2 separate regions of the Homo sapiens genome follow, and region 2 is linked to region 1. Evidence: read pairs that join two places in POLR2A ChIA-PET (ENCODE). Cell type or tissue: Panc1. All regions are shown on one strand. Links, peaks and the distances in the headings refer to the core of each region. The heading gives the core; the rest is flanking DNA. Region 1 overlaps NTMT1 (N-terminal Xaa-Pro-Lys N-methyltransferase 1). Region 2 holds the start of LOC105376289 (a long non-coding RNA gene).

Region 1 (6,885 bases), core at 1,886-6,885:
CTGTGGCTCAGAGGTCATCTACCTAAAGACACATTAAGCCAGAATTTGACTTGACGGGATGGCTTACAAGTCCTGCCTGATACCTACACACCATGATGCCCCACCCCTGCCAGGCTTGGATCGGAGGAGTGAACCTGGGCTAAGAGTTTGGCATTGCAGGAGCTCCCAGAGAGACTGCCTTCCCTACACTAGAAGTCCCCACAAAGGCTTCTGAGACCACAAAATACAAGGCCAGACCTAGAGTGTCCACAGCAGGCCTGTGCTGCCCGCCTCAGGAGGTGGCCGACTGCTGCTAGCGGCCTGCCGCCACGTCAGCAGCCCAGGGCACAGCGCTCGAGGTGTGCTGTTAGGCTAAGAGGGTGCAGGGCTAGACACGAAGCTTAAACTATTCATCTTATTAAAAATAAAACCCTTATAAAACTCCTCACTTTGAATGCAGTAAGTTATTGGCCATTAAAATTTTTTCAACAAAAAACTGCACCCAAATGGATGGTAGCAGGTATTCAACTGAAACAAAACCTAGAAGGAAGAAATCTACCTTTTAGGCCGAGCCTGTCCCTCAGTCCTGGGAAGTACGGGGTGGGGGTGGGCCTGGGCGGGGTGGGGAATCCTCACTGGCCCACTTGCTGCAGGAGTGCAAAGCCCTGGTCCTGACACCTTATGGGGAACGCGAGTGGCAGGAGACATACAGGTGAGCAGGGAAGGGCGGTGGAACCCTCACCTATCACCCACTGGATCCAGATCACGTCGTAAGAGTCCGGCTCCGGGGTGAAGTCCTGGAGCCCACAACAGAAGTAGTTCCTCACCCTCTTGCCCTCCTCCCCCAGGTAGGTCTTGGCTTGAACCAGGAAGTCCTCCGTTATGTCGACCATATCCACCTCTCTGAACAGCGGCAGGAGCAGCCGCTTGGTGATCCTCCCAATGCCAGCTCCACAGTCCAGGGCACAGGACGTTCCTGTCTTGTTCGGGCCTTCCTGAAAAGCAGAGGCATATAACCTATCAGAGGGACCCTGTCACCGCACGTGCGGCCCTTCCTCACGAGCCCTAGGACTTAGACTCAAGTCAGGATTCCAGGACTCCGCACAAGCTGAGCACTGGTGGGGAGGTCTGTGCTGGCTGCCAGCTTGTACGGAGTCGAGGGGATGAGCATGGGAGGACACACTGCTGGGCCACACATTCCTTTATCTTTGAAAGTTCAGGTTGCATTCTGCATTCTGTTCAGGTTGGAATGCAGTGGTGGGATCATGGCTCACTGTAGCCTCGAACTCCTGGGCTCAAGCCATCCTCCATCTTCCCACCTCAGCCTCCCAAGTAGCTGGGACTACAGGCATGCGCCACCATGCCCAACTCATTTTTTTTTTTTTGTATTTTTTGTAGAGACGGGGCCTCGGTCTGTTGCCCAGGCTGGTCTCAAACTCCTGGGCTCAAGCAATCCTCTCACCTTGGCATCCCAAGGGGCTGGGATGACAGGAGTGAGCCACTGCCCCTGCCCTGGGCCACACATTTCTAAATGAAAGCTAATTTCCACTTAAAGGTGATAACTTGAACAGGTGCACTAATCTCTCCTGAGTCTCCAGGTAAACAACGGCAGAGAGGAATGGGGAGAATGGAAGCGGGGCAACAGGTGAACAAGGGTGCAGAGAGGGAACATGGAGGGAGGGGAGGCGCTGGATGGAGCAGGTGGCCAACAGCAGCCTCCAGTGCCAGCCATGAGACAAGAAGGTGGGGGGCTCCAGGACTGGGGGTCCCAGCCTGGTACAGAAAAGGCTGGGGGTGGAGCAGAGGGTGGAAACCATGGCACATAACTAGGAGTCTTCGTCCAGAATAGCCAACACCCTCAGTCCAAACACCCGTGGACATGGCAGGAGAGCAAGGGTTTCGTCCCTGGCAAAACCCAACAGTTGAAGAGAGGTTTGCCCAATTCAGGCACCTCAATTCTGCCTAACAGCCAGCTCCTGTCTGGTAACCCTGAGGCTAAGTCCACAATCTAGAAGTTACCCCACTGTGCCCACCCAGCCCAGCTCCTCAAGGCTTTGGGGTAGGTACCAAGAGATAGCCAACAATCCTGCAGTGTTACATGTGTAAAAGGTGGCACCCCACATGGACTCGGCAGTGCCACCAGAGCCACAGCCTCTCCTGGAGAGCACGCCAGACCTGCCTACCCTCAAAAACCTCTGCAGAAACTTCCGGGAGCTGTTGATGTCGATGCTGGAGATGTGGCCATACCCCCCAAGCATGCCGTCCACCGTGGGTGGGATTTGTTTCCAGTAGGTCTTGGCCTTGGAATAGAATTGCTTCTCGTCTTCTATCACCTCGCTCGTCATGCTGTCACCAACCACGGCTCTACTCAAGCACCACGATCAGCAACCGCGACTCTCCTGGGTAAGGAAGGGGGCGTGAGTCAGCGGGCCAGGGACCTGGCAGAAAGGCCCCCAGGGCAGAGGGCCAGTCTCACACCAGGCTTCACAAGTCACACATCCTGCTGAGTGCAGAGAGAAGTCCAGGGTCCCCAAATCTGCTTCTACCCCTTGGATAACAGCATCTTCTGTCTTTTGCACTCAGAGCACCCGCCCCAAGTCCTGGCTTCAAGTTCTTTTACATTTTTATTTTTTCTGGAGTGCAGTGGTGTGATCATAGCTCAATGCAGCCTCCAACTCCCGAGCTCAAGAGACCCTCCCACCTCACCCTCCGGAGCAGCTAGGACTACAGTTGTGTGCCACCATGCCTGGCTAATTATTTTTTGTAGAGATGGGGTCTCACTATGTTACAAAGGTTGGTCTTGAAGTCCTGACCTCAAGAGATTCTCCCACCTTGGCCTCCCAAAGTGCTGGGATTACGGGTGTGAGCCCATGTGCCTGGCCTGGCTTCAAGTTCTTGATATGCTCTATATGACACCTGACTCAGTGGCTTCAGGGCACAGAAAACCCTGATCAATAAAGAGAAACGACCGCAAAGCCGAGAGCACCAGCAGACCCTGGAGGGCCAGGGAAGCTTCCACGCCTCCCTTCCTCTGGCTCAGAGCACAGCAACAACTCACGGTGGGGTCCAGTCCTCCGTTAACAAGGAGTGGGGACTCTGTGCCAGGCACCGGGCTGTGAACCAGGCAGCCAGCCAGGCAGAAAACAATTCTACAGACACAACCACACCTGCAGGGAGGGCTGCAGAGGAGAAGCGCCAGTGCCAGCAGAGCACGGAGGGAGGAAGTGGAGTCGGGTGCGGGGACCAGGGAAGGCATCCCTGAGGAGGGGACGCGTAAGCTGAAACCGATGGATGGGCAAGAATAAGCGCAGTAGGTGGAGGGCGACGGCACTGCTCCTGGAGGGAAGGACAGACAGCCCTCGCGGCTGCCAGTTCCTGGTCTCACAGTCAACTCTAGCAGTTTCGACTGCATCCTACAGAGCAATGAGTCAACCACCCTGAGGCCCAACAGAGAGTGGCCCGGGAAGACCGATGCTTCTGAAGACTGCTGGCGGCGGTGGAGATGGCAGGGGGATGAGGAGACGGTTGCCACGGTAGAAGGAGAGAGAACTAGAAAGCCTCAGCTGGGTCCTGGCAGCAGAGCCCAGGCCCACCTCACCCTTCAGGACAGCGATGACAGTTGGGCGGCTCCGTGCTCCACGGGTGGCCATTCTGCCATAAGCTTCCCAAGGCACAGTGCTGTCACCAAGGCACACCACGCTTAGGGGCTGTTCTAGTTGCTGTGAGGCTTGCCAAGACCTCAGAGAGCTCTAGTCCAGGAGGACAAAGAACAAAGGGAAAGAAAATACACAGCAGAAAAATAAGGATTCTCATGGACCCACAAAGTGTCGAGGACACTCAAAGGGCAGAGGAATCTCCTCCCAACAGCAGATAGGGGCAGCCGCCTGGAGGAGGCAGCCCGAGCTGGGCAGCCAAGCACAGGGAGTGCTGGAGGGGGTGGGGCAGACAGAGGGAGCAGCCGTGGGACAGCATGGGCCATCAGAGGGCGGAGAGTGGAGCGGGGGAAGACTGTGGAAGGTGAGCTCGGAAAGGCAGACGGGGCCTGGATGAGGGTGGCCTCGAGTGCATGCTGGGCACCAACTCTCGGCTGATGTGTTTCCCACACTGCCAAGGCCTAACCTAAAGGAGGCAGAGTGAGAATGGCAGTGGCCGTGCTGAGGACACACAGCAACAGTGGGTGGTAGGAATCCCAGCAGCAGCAGCTGCTACATCCTGATAAACCCATGGTAAAGGGAAAATACCCTCGGTGGAAAACGCGCAGCTGACTGGGAGCTGCAGCTCACCGCCTCGCACGTGCTGCCTCCACACGAGGAGAGCAGGGGGCTTCTAGCAAATGCCTGTCGCCAAAGTTGACAAATCGTAGGTCCAAGACCGTCTGCCTGACTCCTGGAGCTACAGGGTCAACACGGAAGAGTCCACATATGGAACTCGGGTACAGTCCTCAAACACAACTCAAAGCTTAAGACCCAGGAACACTCTAGGGGCTTCAAGAGAAGTGGTCAGAGGGAAACGGGAAAATGCCCTGAGAAGGAGCACGAGGCCTTTGGGAAGCAACTATGAGGAAAGAGAAGGGAAACTAAACACAAGACAAGCTGGAGAATTTTTTCTTCTTTTTTTTTAGAAAGGGTCTCACTGTCGCCAGACTTGAGTACAGCTCAGGTGATCCTCCCATCTCAGCCTCCAGGGTAGCTGGGACTGCAGGCACATACCGCCACACCTGGCTAACTTTTGTATTTTCTGTAGATATGGAGTTTTGCCACGTTGCCCAGGCTGGTCTCAAACACCTGGCTGCAAGCAATCCACCTGCCTCAGCCTCCCAAGGTGTTGGGATTACAGGCAGAAACCACTGCACCCAGCCAAGATTTTTCATTGGTCAAATTTGTTACTGGCCCCAGAACTATATTCTGCACTACTATATTCTGAACCTGTCCTGAAAGAGAAGGAACTTTCCAGAAGCAGTAGGCCCACCCCGCCCAGCCAGCTCAAGAATACTTCTAACAGATGCAACGGGGTTCTTCTTAGATCCGTGATTGGGTCTTCTCACCCTTAGCAGAATCCTTTGGCTGTGCCTAGAGAGAAGCCTGCTTAAACTTCTCTTCAGATTCTTGTTTTTTTGAGATGGGGTCTTACTATGTGGCCCAGGCTGGCCCCAAACTCCTGGGCTCAAGCCATCCTCCCTGCTCAGCCTCCCAAGTAGCTGAGATTACAGGCGCACGCCACTGCACCTGGCTTCCCTCTTCAGATTCTTGAATCCGCTCGCAGACTGACCCCTCACTTTACTGTTCACGCACAAGGGTTTCAGCCACAATGAAGAAAGGCAGCAGTCACTTCACCAATCAGGGAGCCCTTTGGGGTAACAGGCTGGGGAGGACCTTAGTTCTAAATATTGCACATAACACCCTCCCCGCAAGCTGACCACAAAGCTCCCACACTGGTGTCCCAGCACTGGGAACAACACTGCCGGAAGGAGAAAGAAGCCCACGGCTCAGAAACCCCATCTCTGTCAAAAATACACACATTCTAGTAGCTACTAGGGAGACTGAGGTGGGAGGATCACTTGAGCCTGGGAGGTCAAGGCTGCAGTGAGCCATGATCCTGCCTCTGCATTCCAGCCTGGGCAACAGAGTGAGACATTGTGTCAAAAAAAGAAGAAGAAGAATGAATTCTTCTTCCCACCAGACCTGCCAATCCTCAAGACTGCTAGATGTGCCCGGGTAGCTGACAGGAAAAAGGGCCACCAATCTGAATGTCACCATGTAGCTGGGTTTGGTGGCTGCTATGGTCTGATGGCGTAAGGACCAGGTTAGGTGGGCTGCCTGCCCCTCTGCCAGCAGGTACCGGAGCAACCATGTCACAGCCCTCCATCAGTCACTCAAGAGAGGACGGCATTCAAAACTACTCTATAACCTATAACCTATAACCTGAGCCCTTTGGGAGGCTGAGGTGGGAAGACTGCTTGAGCCCAGGAGTTTGAGTCCAGCCTGGACAACAGAGCGAGACCCTGTCTCAAAAAACAAAAAACACTTGGTGGCTGGGAAAATTAAAGACAAAGGTTAAAAAACGAACTACTACTCTTCCACACCATGCTGGCACAACTCCCATTCAGACTGGACCATGGCGAGAGCAAGCCTGTCTCCCTCTCACCGCCCAACTTGGCAAACTGAAGGTTTTGTATTCAGTTCTCTCTCTCGCCTGGCCGGGGAGCTCCTGAGAGCAGTGGCAACATTTGAGATTTATCACCATGCTTCTCTTGCATCCCATGAAACACAAATATTCAACAGAAAGTTCACCTCTGATCAAATGAACAGAATAAATCTGGGGGCAAACACATACCAGGCTGGACTCCATCCGTCTCCTCTCCCAGCATGCAGCTTCCTGGGGGTAGAGACATTACCTTGTACACCATTAGCCCAGTGCCTGATACCAGGTGGGCATTGACTAACTGGTTGCCAAATAATGCAAGAATGGGCTTTGTGCAGCTATAGCCATTTTCCACTCTAAGAAAATCCTACAGACAAAAGTCCAACCATTCAGAACTGGTAAATACTGAAGGCCTGAAGGCTGCTACCGACAATATAATTCTGTGCTTTACCAAAAGCCTTGTAACATGATTCCTTTAAATGTCAGGGTCCCCTGAATAATCTAATTTACAAGAATTCCACTTACACGCAAATTCTGGGAACAAGCCAGGGGAGGCACATCCTGGCCGGGAAATAGCAAGCCTGACTTTGACATCTGCCCTAACAGCTGATTCATTAATAAACGGGATTCCTGGGGTCCTGGCTACATTTTGCCTCGTGGTGTCCAGATTGGAGTGGGGCAGGAGGAGGTCCCTAAGAGTCTGAGGGAACAGCAAGGTCAGTCAGCCAACAGCAGGTGGTCCTGCTACACTCTGCTCCAGAGCAC
Region 2 (13,944 bases), core at 8,945-13,944, 450 kb after region 1:
TCCCTAGTAGTTGGGACTACAGGCTAGTTTTTTATTTTGTAGAAATGGGGCCTTGCTATGTTGCTCAGTCTGGTCTCAAACTCCTGGTCTCAAATAATCCTCCTGCCTTGGCCTCCCAAAGTTCTGGGATTACCAGCTTGGGTGGGCTCCTCTTATCCCTGTTTAACAAATGAGGAAACTGAGGCTCAGGGGTTAAATAACTCCATTGAATTTCCAGGGTGGGCATGTGGCAGCACCAGGACGGGAGAGCTGAAGGGATAAAGCGGCAGTTAGCTGCTACCCTAAGTCAGGTCGGGGGTAGGTAAGGGGAGACCTACAAGAAGAGAATGATTTTTCCCCAGGGAAAAATGCCCGAGGCAGTCCCAGATCCAGACCCTGGGTCCTTCTGCCTCCAAAGTGGGTGCCCCCACCACTGATTTCGCCTACCAGGAGGAGCTGGCCACTGAGTGGGGAGGATAGCAGGATTAACAGACACCAGTGTGAACCTGGATCCATGACATGTTTGCTAAGCAGAGATGTTCACAGTCACAGGGACAAAGAACAGTGGATGGTTCTAACGGGGAGATCAAGGAAGGCTTCCTGGAGGAAGCAGCTTTGGAAGGGGAGAGTTTGAAGGGTTGGGAACAGAGAGGGGATTGTATTCTAGGCACAAAGAACCCACAGGAGGGCTGAGAGTTGGCTCCTGGGTGCTCTCCTCTGAGTGTGGGGAAAGGCTGACTGTAGAGGCAGCTCACCCGAGACACTGTCTCCCCCATAAGACCATGCACTCCTCCAGAGTCTTCCTCAGGGCATGGCACAGGCAGGGCTTGGGGAGGGACGGAGAGAGGGAGGCTGGAGTCTCGCCACCCTGGATGTTGAGAGAGGAGACAAGAGGCTGGCTGAGGCTCAGTCGGGTCTCAGGGCACCTCAGGGAGAGCAGGGAATGAGGTGGGTACTCTCGAGGGGCCCCAGCATGGCACGTGAGGCAGCTCTGTCCCCTGCGTCCTCACCTGTTCCCATGTCTCCCTCTTTCTGGAACTCAGAGAACCCCCAGCTGCCCCTGGGAGGCAGGAAGTGCTAGGTGACAGGGAGGACAAGAGGGAAGTGCGGATTAGACTCAAGTTTGGGTCAGTGTGACCTGGCCCTCCCTCCTGAGACTCTGTGTCATGAACAAGCCCTGCTGTGATTCTGAGGCACAGCCAGGTCTGAGAAGCACTGGCTTAGCCTGTGCAAATCTCGGTTTCCTTCCCTGGAAAATGGGGGAGTGTAAGTCCCACCCCCACAGCAGAGCCATGAAGGCGATGAGATGGGAGCGCTTAGCAGCAGGTGAGAACCCAGCAAACCCTGGTGACTGTTATTCCACACTAGTCACTGGCAGAGCCGCGCTCTCAACCAGGTGTACCAAACTACTAATGGGGCCGCAGCACTGAGGCCATGGCTGTGCAGACCAGGAAACTGCCCGTACAAGAAGCTGGGGAGGATCATTTGATTTGTGAAAAGTTCGTTGTGGCCAAATAGTCTTTCCGCATCTCCCAGATCACTTTTAAAATGCAAATTGTATCAATAAAGAGGAGAGCGTAATGCAGTAATTAGCAGAGGGGAAAGCAGAAAAGTGAATAAACCAGAAAACCAAAAATCAGCCTCCTCTACCCACCCCTAAACATGCCCAGCAGGAGTCAAATATTAATTAAGTGCTTCTTCCATTTGGACCTCCTGTTTGCAGGACTCATTCATGTTTGTTATAACAACACCACAGGAGCCAACCAACAAAACCCAGCTCTTCAGAAGAGCCCAAAGTCACCAGCAGAAACAGACACCTGGCTGGGCTGGAACTTGGGGAATTTTCTCTTAAAACAAATGTCCCCCCAATTTTCAGTTCAAATCCTTGTATATGATGCCAGGAAGCAGAGGGGAGTCCTTGGATTGCAAGTATTTGCAGGTATTCAGAGCTGTCAAAAACTTGCACTCTTGAAAATAATAATCCCACAGAACATTTAATTATCATGGTATTAGGGCACAAAGAAGATTTCAATGGGTTCCTAAATAAGATACATTCTCAACACAATGAAATGGAAATGTTAAATTAACAGCTAGAGATTGATTGTTGGTGGTGGTGGTGATGGTTTTTAATTTTTTTGAGATAGGGTCTTACTCTGTTGCCCAGGCTGGAGTTCAGTGGTGTCATCATAGCTCACTGCCACCTCAATGTCCCAGGCTCAAGCAATCTTCCCACCTCAGCCTCTTAAGTAGCTAGGCACAGGTGCACACCACCACACCTGGCTAAGTTTTTATGTTTTGTAGAGACAGGTTCTCACTATGTTGCCCAGGCTGGTCTTAAACTCTTGGCCTCAAGTGATCCTCTCACCTCAACCTCACACAGAAATTTATTTTTAAAAATCTAACTTGGTGGAAACTTGAAAACCGTCTCCCGAATAACTCCTGAAATAAAGAGGGGATTCAAAAAAAATTACATACTATTTTGATGTTTCACCCTATTTGGACATTAAATAAAATGAGAGTATTGCATACTACAACTTATAGGATGCAGCCAAAGCAACACTCAAAGGACAATTCATATTCACAAATGCATCTAAAATGTATCACGTTTTTAAGAAAGAGACTTTTTAAACAGAAAGTTGGCTTACCAATTAAACAGCCTCTGAGAAGGCAAAAAAATTCTGAGAACCAGCTGGGCGCGGTGGCTCATCCCTATAATCCCAGCACTTTGAGAGGCCAAGGCAGGTGGATCACGAGGTCAGGAGATCGAGACCATCCTGGCTAACACAGTAAAACCCCATCTCTACTAAAAAATACAAAAAATTAGCTGGGCATGTTGGCGGGCGCCTGTAGTCCCAGCTATTTGGGAGGCTGAGGCAGGAGAATGGCGTGAACCCGGGAGGTGGAGCTTGCAGTGAGCCAAGATCACGCCACCACTCTCCCGCCTGGGTGAAAGAGTGAGACTCTGTCTCAAAAAAAAAAAAAACTTCTGAGAACCTGTAGTTGTCTTGCCAAATTTCCTTAAAGCTCATACAACAGAAAAATTACTAATAGTTTTCCCTCCAAAAATTATCCATCTCCAAACTTGCCTATGGTGATGAAATGCAAAGAGTAGTCAGCGATGTGTTTCTGTACAGCAGGTTTACTGTCTCCATTAGACAAAGAAAGCAAGCTACGGCCAGGCACGGTGGCTCACGCCTGTAATCCCAGCACTCTGGGAGGCTGAGGTGGGCGGATCACTTGAGGTCAGGAGTTCAAGACCAGCCTGGCCAACATGGTGAAACCCCATCTCTACTAAAAATACAAAATTAGCCCAGCATGGTGGTCCATGCCTATAATCCCAGCTAGTCGGGGGGCTAAGGCAGGAGAACCACTTGAACCTGGGAGGCAGAGGTTGCATGAGCCGAGATTGTGCCCTTGTACTCTAGCCTGAGCAACAGAGCCAAACTCCGTCTCCAAAAAAAAAAAAAAAAAGAAAGAAAGAAAGAAAGCTAGAAAAAGCCCCGATGCCTACAGGGAGTGTCACCTCCGGTGCTCTTCTCATTACTGGTTGCAATTTGATGCCTTTCCTGAAGCATCCAGATAAGCGCTGGCTGGCGAGTCCAAGGAGGCCAAAATTCTAGACTCTGGCTCTTCCACAAATCAGATGTATGGCCTTAATCAAGTCACTTAATATTTATGTACCAGTCAGCTTTTGCCGTAAGGATGCTGTGTAACAATGTCAAATTTTCAAAGGCCTGCACAAACATTTATTCTCACATTCATGGGTCTGTAAGTTGACTGCAGTTTGCCTGGTCTAGCCTGGGCTCAACTGGGTAGTTTTGTTCCAAGTTGTGAATCAGCCAAACCACGTTCCAAGCTGTGGGTTAGATTCAAGTCATCTCCATGTGTCTCCTCTCCACATTTTTTTTTGGAGGGGGGACAGAGTCTCACTCTGTCACCGAGGCTGGAGTGCAGTGGCCAACCTCGGCTTACTGCAACCTCTGCCTCCCTGGTTCAGGCAATTCTCCCGCGTCAGCCTCCCAAGTAGCTGGGATTACGGGCATGCGCCACCACACCTGGCTAATTTTTGTATTTTTAGTAGAGACGGGGTCTCACCATGTTGGCCAGGCTGGTCTCAAACTCCTGACCTCAAATGATCCATCCGCCTCAGCCCCCCAAAGTGCTGGGATTACAGGCGTGAGCCACTGCAGCCAGCCTGAGTCTCAGTTTTCTTATCTGTAAGATGGAGCTGATGGAAATTCCTACCTCATAGGAATCAAATAGTACCTAAACTCTGTGTTGGTTGTCTTTAGACCTGGGTTCTGTCCCACTCCTGCCCAGTGGGGAAATGGGGCTGCCAGTCCTGGAACTGGGGAGTGAGGCCAATACCACCTAAACCGCAGGACTCTTCCTCAACAGAGAAGAGGTGGAACCCATGCCAGGGAGTTCAGCACAAAGCCTACTGTCAGAGCTATACACATTTTTTAAAGTTTTGTTTAAGTCTTTGGATTTTTTTTGTTGTTGTTTTTTGTTTGTTTTCTGAGATGGAGTCTCGCTTTGTCGCCCAGGCTGGAGTCCAGTGGCGCAATCTCAGCTCACTGCAACCTCTGCCTCCCGGGTTCAAGGAATTCGCCTGCCTCAGCCTCCTGAGTAGCTGGGATTACAGGCACCTGCCACCACACCCAGCTAATTTTTGCATTTTTAGTAGAGACTGGGTTTCACCATGTTGGTCAGACTAGTCTCAAACTCCTGACCTCGTGATCCACCCGCGTCGGCCTCCGAAAGTGCTGGGATTACAGGTGTGAGCCACCGCACCTGGCCTTGTTTAAGTCTTTTTTATCTGTAGAAATGGGATCTCGCTATGTTGCCCAGCCTGCTCTCAAACTCTTGGCCTCAAGCAATCCACCTGCCTTGCTGTCCCAAAGCACTGGGATTACAGGCCTGAGCCACCCCACCCAGCCTATTCTCATGCTTGTTTACAATCAAATTTAGTTATGGAGTTTCCAAAACTGCTTAAGTCCCACTAAAATGTTCACAAGGATCGCCTCCCATCACCGGGCCCCTCTGATGCTGTAAGAAAGGCTGCTGTCACTCATTTTATCAGCTGCCTTTTCAGCTTCATCAGAATCTGATTCCCTCTGGCCCAAAACTAACCTAGTGGGCATGGCGGGCATGCCCCGGGCATCCTCATCCCGAATCTTAAAGACAGAAGGGCTCAAAGAGACTCCCTTTCCAGGCTTGGTCTCAGGACCCTCCCCCTGTCAGTCCAGCCTCATTTTTAAGGCCCTGGGGAAGCCAGATGCAGGAGAGTAGAGCCATTAGCATTTGGGTTCTGGGAAATAAGAGACTGGGGTTCACACCCCAGCCCTATGACTTTCTGACGTTGTGAGTCTAAGAAGAGCAGGTGAGCTCTGTGGACCTCAGTTCCCTCTTTCGAAATGGGGCTGGCGACTGCATCCCAGCGTGGGCATCTGCACGCAGCAGTGGAGGGTGATTCAGAGTATGGGCTCCGGAATAGGGCAGCACTGGTTGGAACCGCAGCTCTTCCAATGAGGGATTCCAGCAAAGCCCTGGTCTCTTAAAATCCCCCGTAAAATGGAGATGATACAAGCGCTTGGTGGGGTGTTTTTAAAAATCTTGTGTCATGAACAAGCACACTGCCAAATATATACTCAGTTCGAAAGAAACAATGGTTCCCTTCCCCTCTCCGTGACCCTAATAGGCCGCCCTAACCAACACAGGGACAGAACTAACTAGTCACTAAGTGTGAGATGATGGGGCATGCTGTATGTCATGCCTGCCTTGTAAATGTTCATTATCTCAGTGTTCACTTAGGCTATAAAAAAGTAAATGAACAGGCCGAGCGTGGTGGCTCACGCCTGTAATCCCAGCACTCTGGGAGGCCAAGACAGGAGGATCACTTGAGGTCAGGAGTTCCAGACCAGCCTGACCAACATGGTGAAACCTCGTTTCTACTAAAAATACAAAAATTAGCGGGGTGTGGTGGCACACGCCTGTAATCCCAGCTACTCGGGAGGCTGAGGCAGGAGAATCACTTGAATCCGGGAGGCAGAGGTTGCAGTGAGCTAAGATCACGCCACTGCACTCCAGCCTGGGCAACAAGAGCAAGACTCCATCAGATAGGTAGATAGATAGATAGATAGATGATAGATAGATAGATAGATAGATAGATAGATAGATAGATAGATAAACGTTAACTAGTCCAATGAGTATAATGGCCTGACTTTGCCAAATCGAAGGTGTTATCAATGGTAAGACACTTCTCAATTTTAGAGATGTTAGATATGGGAGGAAGGTGGTGACTTAGAATAGATTAAATTCAGTGTATGATATTACGGTGAGACCATCAAGCTGTGGTTTCATAGAATTAAATATTATCGATTTCATTAGACAATTAGAAAACCCCGTCTCTGTGGGTATATTGCAAGCCACTGTCCCTTCCCCTTCTCTTCTGTCTTGGAAAGGGCATCAGACATAGTAGATACTCAACAAATGTCCGCTGAAGGAGTGAATCGATCCATCCCTCTAGTCATCAAAGAATCAGTGAATGAATCAACAGTGAATGGGGCCGGGTGCAGTGGCTCAAGCCTGTAATCCCAACACTTCGAGAGGCCGAGGCGGGTGGATCGCCTGAGGTCAGGACTTCAAGACCAGCCTGGCCAATATGGTGAAACCCTGTCTCTACTGAAAATACAAAAATTAGCCGGCATGTTGTTGGGCGCCTGTAATCCCAGCTACCTGGGAGGCTGAGGCAGGAGAATCACTTGAGCTTGGGAGGCAGAGGTTGCAGTGTGCCGAGATCGCACCACTGCATTTTAGCCTGAGCGACAGAGCAAGACTCTGTCTCAAGAAAAATAAAAGAATGATGCTTGTTGATTAAACAGCAGTGCTCAACCTTAGCAGAAGGACAAGACTGATTAAAACTTTTTTTAAAAGAGGGCCTTCAGCCAGGCATGGTGGCTCATGCCTGTAATCCCAGCACTTTGGGAGGCTAAGGAGGCAGATCATTTGAGCCCAGGGGTTTGAGACCAGCCTGGGCAACATGGCAAAACCCCATCTCTACCAAAAAAAAAAAAAATACAACAATTAGCCAGGCATGCTGGCGTGCACCTTTATTCCGAGCTACTCAGGAGACTGAGGCGGGAGAATCTCTTGAGCCCGGGAGTCGGAGGTTGCAGTGAACCACGATCACACCACTGCACTCCAGCCTGGGCAACAGAGCAAGACCCTGTCTCAAAAAAAAAAGGGCTTCATGCTAGACTGCTGTGATGTGAAAATATATTTTTGTACACATCTGATGCATGAGAAGCTAAACAGTTGTTCACCAAAATCCTTTCAAGAAGGCAATGTTTGTTCATTGAGAAAATACTAATTGGGCATCTATTATTTGTCAAGGACTAAGGAAGCTGCCAAGCAGAGACTTATGGACCTGTCCTCAGGGAATTTACAGTCTAATGGGGGAGATGGACAGACAGGTTAAAAAATAAACATTTTCTTAGTAGCTGTGTGATGAGAGGTGCCCACTATGCCCTCACCCCTACCACCAGCTGAGAGCATCATAGCTTATTTTTGTGATCAATGAACCAGTCAAAGATCCACTTTTTCATTGTTCAAGGCCCTGTGTCAGTGGCAACGCTGTGTATTCACTGAACCAGGTCATTTGGATGTGGAGAAATAGGGCTGCCAGTCCTGGAGCACACCTGAGGACTAAATTTCCCAGGCTCCCTTGCAGCTAGCTGATGACACATGACCCAGCTCTGGCCAATGGAAGGGAGGGATGCCAATTAGGGCTTCCCCATATAACATCCTTCAAAAAGAGAAAGAAGGAGACTTTCATTGGATCAAGCCTCAAAGATGCAGGAAGTTTGTTTTTGTTTTACAGACAGGGGTCTTACTATGTTGCCCAGGCTGGTCTTGAACTCCTGCCCTCAAAAGATTCTCCCACTTCAGCCTTCAGAGTAGCTGGGTGAACCACACTGTCCAGCAGGAATTATTTGTTACTGCAACAAAGCATAGCTCATCTCACACAGCCCTTTATAAAAATCCCTTCCATTTTCTTACGAATGAGGCAATAGGACTAAAGATGTCCTCGTTGGGCCGGGTGTGGTGGCTCACACGCCTGTAATTCACACACCTGTAATCTCAGCACTTTGGGAGGCTGAGGTGGACAGATCACTTGAGGTCAGGAGTTCAAGGCCAGCCTGACCAACATGGCAAAACCCCATCACTACTAAAAATACGAAAGTTAGCCGGATGTGGTGACGTGCGCCTGTAATCCCAGCTACTCAGGAGGCTGAGGCAGGAGAATCACTCGAACCCAGGAGGTGGAGGTTGCAGTGAGCCAAGATCGTACCACCGCACTCCAGCCTGGGCAACAGAGTGAGATTCCCTCTTAAATAAATAAAATAAATAAATAAGATGTCCTCGTTGCCAAGCAGAAAAATCAGGAACTGAGGAGAGACGCTGCCATGAGGAAGGATGAAGGCAGCAAGAAGGGAAGATGAGACACCAGGCTGGGCCATTGCAGCTGTCCCTGGAGGAGCAGCCACGGAGCAGAGCACTAGGAACCCATGAAACCAGGCTGCAAGAATGAGCAAGAGCAGCGTAGAGGATTGTCAGGGTTACACAGATATTCCCGCGCCTCCATTCTGAGTCCTGGAAGCCACCTTCTGCTTCCCGTTAAGTGCCTGCCCCCCGCCCCTCCCCTGCCAGGTGTCAGGGTTAAGCAAGCTGGCTGTGGAGACAAGCCAGTCTAAGGTGCAGTCGCTTACCCTCTCTGAGCCTCAGCCTCCCGGCCTGTGAAATGGGCGTGGTAATGAAAGTACCTCTGCTGCAGATTCTATCAGGAGGATTCACAGAGATGATTCATCAAGCAAAAAACTTAGTGGCGAGGACACGGCAAGTACTCAGGAAATAAACTAAGGAGAGGGTACTGGGGGCCATCACCCGGGACACAAGACAGAGAGACCCACTGTGCCACATTCTGGGGTCAGTTCTGGGAGAAGGCCCTGCCCCCTCCTCAAACCACGAGGTTCCACTCTCCCCAATGCACATCTCTCTCCCTCCTCTTCTCTGCCCCTTTGAAGCCACAGGCCAGGCGCCCTCCCTCGTTTCTACCCTCCTGAGGCCGGCATTGTGACTGTGGGCAGCTCACTTAGCCCCAAGTGTGTGTGTGAGTGCATGTGCGTGTGTGTGCTGTGTGTGTACGATGTGTGTGTGCCGTGTGTGTGTGTGCAGGGTGTGTGCGTGTGCATGTGTTTGCATGTTTGTGTGTCTGTGTGTGTGCATGCATTTGTGTATGTGCAGGGTGTGTGTGTGCATGTGTGTGGGCATTTGTATATGTGAGTGCATTGTGTGCACATCATGTTTGTGTGTGCATGTGTGTGCATATGTGGTGTGTGCAGGGTGTGTGTGCGTGTGAGCATGTGTATATGTGGGTGTGGGTGTGCGCATCATGTTTGTGTGTGCACATGTGTGTGCATGTTTGTGTGTCTGTGTGTGCATGTGTGGTGTGTGCATGTGTTTGTGTATGTTTCTGTGAGCATGTGTACATTTGGGTGCGTGTGTGTGCATGCATGTTTGTGTATGTGTAGGATGTGTGCGTGTGCATGTGTGTGTGTCTGTGTGTGTGTGTGTGATGGGCTAGCCAGTGTGGAGTACGGAAAGAGGCTGGCTGAGAGGTCTGAGTATGGATCATGCCCCGCTCCAGTCCGCCACTCGGTGGGAGGCCCCTGACCGGAAACTTCTTCCTATGCCTCAGTTTCCTCATCTGTATGACGAAGGCAATGACAGCGCCTGAGCCCCCAAGGGGCTGGGTGGACACAGGACACAGATGTCAAGGGCCCTGCCTGGTGCCCTTTCACCAACACAAGGTCAGGAACTGAAATTCTAATTGGCCCCATTTTTTCAAAAAAATTAAACAGGAATGAAAAGGAGCTTGGGAGAGGAATTGAGGGCAGACAGCCGGGGTTCGCTGTGCTCTCCTACTCTCTCCTCACACACACTTGAGAAATGATTTTTTGAGAAATGCTCTCAAAACGAAAACCAAAACTGCTTTGTTCCGTGCAAGTAGCATTAAGAATTCACTAGGGTGGGGAGCAGGAGGGGCACCAGTGCAGCTTGAGCTTCAGAACCGACGGCTGGAGAGTCTGGGAGCTGAGAAGGGGGACAGGCCCACCAGGGAGCACCAGACGGTGGTGGGAGGCCTGGGAGCCAGACACTCTCCCCTCCCTCTAGGCCCCACCCCAAGCCTGGCTGACTTCCCTTATCCCCTCCTCGCAAGCTTATTTATTTATCTGCTTACTTACTGCTTGCTTGTTTTTCCATCTGGAATGCCTGCACATGAGGCTCACGATGGCAGGGGCTGCTGTGGCACACAGTAGGCACTTAATATTTGTGAAAGGACCACTGAGCAAGTGAGGAAATGAATGAATGGTGGAAAGAGCCAGGGCGAAGCACAGCTGGCAAAGATGGATGAAGCTCAGACCAGAGGATGGGACCCACATAGCAGCGAGAGAGGTGTGGCTCCAGGTGTGCAACCTCACTTCCCCAGGTCTCAGTCTGGGAAAGGGGGAATGCAGTACCATCGCCTCGTGAGATCCTTTGGAGGATTAATGACAAATAATACATGTTACACGTTGTCCTGGGCCTGACACGATGGTGTCTACAGTTATTACTCATGGAGTGGGGAGTGGGGAGGAGAGAGGCACGTACGCCAGCTCCCACCACTCAAATGAAAAAAAAAAAAGAAAAAAAAATTATAGGATTCCTAAGACTCAAGGAGCTTCTCACTCCTTAGAAACTCCCAGCTGAGCTGGGGAAGGGACAAAGGTCTGTACTGAGTGAGTTATAAACAACTCAGCCAGGAAAGCTGAGCTGCCACCACCACACACACACACACACTCTCTCTCACACATGTGCACACACATGCACACACTCTTATACTCACATGCACACACGCATACTCACACACACACTCTTGCACACACACACACACACACACACACACACCAGCCCGGCCCAGGATTAACTCTGGCCTGCCCAGAGTGCTCAGCTCCAGGCAGGATCTTGAGAAAGGAGAAAAGAGGGCAGGGGAAGTTTCCGGTCTCAGCTCAGTACTAATCCCTTCACAGTGCCTCTCAACGTTCAAAGCACTTGTGAGTCAGGTGACAAATGAGGAAACTGAGGCCCGAGAGAAGCAATCTGCGTTCCCTAAGGATAACAAGGCCAATCTGAAGCTAGAACCCATTTCTCCAGCCCCCATCCCCCCAGTCTCCACCCTATCTGTTAGGCCACCCAGATGTGCAGAGCACTGAAGGACACCCCATCCTCACCCCAGAGCACCTCCCAGCAGGCTTGCCCTAAAAGCTCCAGCTGAGCCCTTGGCAGACATCACTAATCAATTGGAGCACCCAGGGCTCCAGGCAGACACCACTAGTCAATCAGATCTGGCTCCAAAGAATCAAGGATGCCTCAGCATGGCTCAGGGGAGTGACATCTGCCTGCCCTGCTCCTCACAGTTTAGCACAGCCCCTACACATTAGCCAGCATTCAGCCCATGGTGAATAAATGAATGAATGAATGAATGAATGAACAAATGAACACGCAGCCTTTGCCAGATGCTGGAGCAGGGACCCCAGATGTGAGATATCACATCTGTACCCTATGCACACTCCATGGACAAGTGCAGAATTCACCCAGAGGACCGACAAACGAAAGAGCCTCATTCCTCTCCCGAAGTTCCTAGTGCCCCGCCCCCCACCCCCAGAGCCCTGTGACGTCTCCTTCCTTTCGGTGTGAACAGGCAACTCACCCAAGCTCTCTGTGCCTCGGTTGCTCCATCCATGAAATGGGAATTATAACTGAACCTGCCTCAAAGGTTGGTGTGGAAATTCAGGGAGACTTGGTCCAGTGCCTGGTAAGAGCGAGAGCTCCAAGAAGAGCCAAACCACTGTCAGTCTTTCTCATTACACTTAAGGTCCTTGAAGCCAGGGCCACAGTGGCTTTCTGGGCACTAGGCCTATTGCCCAGGACTATGCTAGGAAAACACAGACAACAGCGAAGGGCGGGGGTCATTAACCTCCACCCGGGCCAGTGACAGGGAGCAAGTTCTGTGGGGCCAGCGGAGGCTACCCCAGATCCGCAGCCCTAGCCTCGTTCCCCAGTGTCCACCAGCTACAGCGCCACTGGCTCCTCAGCCTAAGAAAGAGAAGACTCAACAGTGACCCCTGTGGCCAGCCACACCCTCTGCCTTCCCTGCCACTGCCCGAAGCCCTGGGTTTCGGTCCCCACCCCTCTGGAACAAGCCACACTCCCAGCCAGAGACACAGTGCACTAGGGCAGCTAGAGGCAGGACCCGGAGGTGAGACGTCTGATTTCCAACCCCAGCTGTGGTCCCATGTCTTGAACACAGAGCACATCCCTCCTCTTCTCCAGACCTCAGTTTACCCATCTGGAAATTGAGGCTGGGGGTCAATCTGGTCTCCAGGGCCCTTCAAACTAGCAATGTTGTCTGCATCCTTAGGTTCATTGATTCACTCATGCCACAGGTCAGGGCCCACTGTGGACCCGGCCTTTGGCTGGGCCCCTTCGTTGCTGTTCTCGCTGCTAGAAGATCCCCCCTCTTCCTGGTCTCCAGGTCTCAGCTTCTCACTTCCCAGACCAGCCTTGGACCTTGGACCTGCCCTCCTCCAGCCCTGTCCTTCCAATCACAGACTTAGCTCTCAGTATTTTCTGGTCTATCTAGCTTGTCTGCTTCCCTCTGAATCGTGGCCTTCTGAAGGCAGAATCACATCTTGTTCCCTGACCCATTCCCAGGGACTCCAGAGAAGGATTCTGGAAGTATCTCTCAGGCAAATGAAAAATGAATGAATGTGTGAATTCCAAGTTTCTCTCCCACTTCCTCCAACACAACACCCCAATACAGTTTTTTGCCTATGGACCCCTTCCCCAAGTTAACCCCCGGGAGCCAACAGGGCAAATCCCACTGTGGATCAGGGGCCTTCCTAACCATGTCCCCTGCCACCAAGCCCGGGTGACCAGAAGGTGTCCACAGACATATGTGCACTTGTGAAGTGTTAACTGCTCTGATGGAGGGCTGACACCACCTGGGGTTTGATGGGAGCCCAGGTCCCCAGCGGTTCCATGCCCCAGCTCCATGCTGCCCCAGCAGACACTTGGTAAATACTGAGGCATTAATTAACTTCCTCCAGGGAGCAGTGACTCTGTGCCAGATGTAACCTCCCCAGCTCCAGGGGGAAAGGTGAGATCCCCAACCTTTCTCAGGTGTACAGAGAAATAAGGCCAGCCCTTCATCCTTGTCTCGTTTGGGCCTATTCCCCTTCGTGGGGTGCAGATCTGAGGGTACCTTCTCCTGACACGTGGGCACATACATTCTCACACACATGCACACACTGGCTGCCCTGAACCTTTATGCATCCCAGCAGAAGCCTGGCATGCAAACCACCCATTCTATAAACGTTTGTGAATTCCTACTATGTGCCCCCCAAGCCACACCGCTCCCCCGGGCACCAAATAGTGCAGCTGTTCCATTGCCTCCTTCAGCAAGGTTTTCCTGACGACAGCTGTGGTGCCTCCCCTTCCCAGCCCACCTCAAAAAAGACCAAGGGTTTTTATGAAGCTGCACAACTGCTGAGCCCTCCCCATTAGCCCACTTCTCAGTTCTTGAGAAAGAGGAGAGACAGAGTGTGGGCCCCCAACAGACCCAGAGGATGGGGCCACCCAGAAGAGGCTGACCACTTCTCAGCTGGCCCCAGTGAATGAAAGGAACTTCAAAGATCCCCAAACTCACCTTGTGGGGGACTAGGAGGTGCCACGAGGAGCTGCCCATGTGAGGGGCCTGGTCCTTCTGCCCCCAACCTGTAGGTGGAAATCCACCTCCATCCCTGCCCTGTTTCCCCATCTGGGCCCCCAGATTCATGTTCTGGGGTACAGCTCTGAATGAGG

What was found. ChIA-PET counts read pairs that join two places held together with the same protein. Peaks named below come from ENCODE experiments on the same cell type or tissue, not always from the same donor. Only the 100,000 strongest peaks of a DNase experiment are listed, where the experiment ranks them.
Region 2: POLR2A ChIA-PET joins it to region 1 with 7 read pairs; 28 of 35 experiments call an interaction of 5 or more read pairs at or near these places.

The regions. Positions count from the first base shown.
Region 1 is chr9:129,628,143-129,635,027 of GRCh38, reverse strand. NTMT1 (N-terminal Xaa-Pro-Lys N-methyltransferase 1) reads right to left here. Exons shown (of 4, transcript NM_014064.4): 2 at 2,163-2,378; 3 at 722-974. The coding sequence starts at 2,324. ASB6 (ankyrin repeat and SOCS box containing 6) reads left to right here. Exons shown (of 6, transcript NM_017873.4): 6 at 1-423. Among named protein-coding and RNA genes, the nearest start is that of NTMT1, 5.4 kb to the right of the region's middle. RefSeq lists an enhancer at 2,887-3,677. In Panc1, for the core only: no CTCF peak of the experiment used is centred there; no DNase peak of the experiment used is centred there; H3K4me3 peaks cover 309 bases; H3K27ac peaks cover 349 bases.
Region 2 is chr9:129,181,032-129,194,975 of GRCh38, reverse strand. LOC105376289 (a long non-coding RNA gene) reads right to left here and starts at 13,205. Exons shown (of 2, transcript XR_007061813.1): 1 at 11,792-13,205. In Panc1, for the core only: no CTCF peak of the experiment used is centred there; no DNase peak of the experiment used is centred there.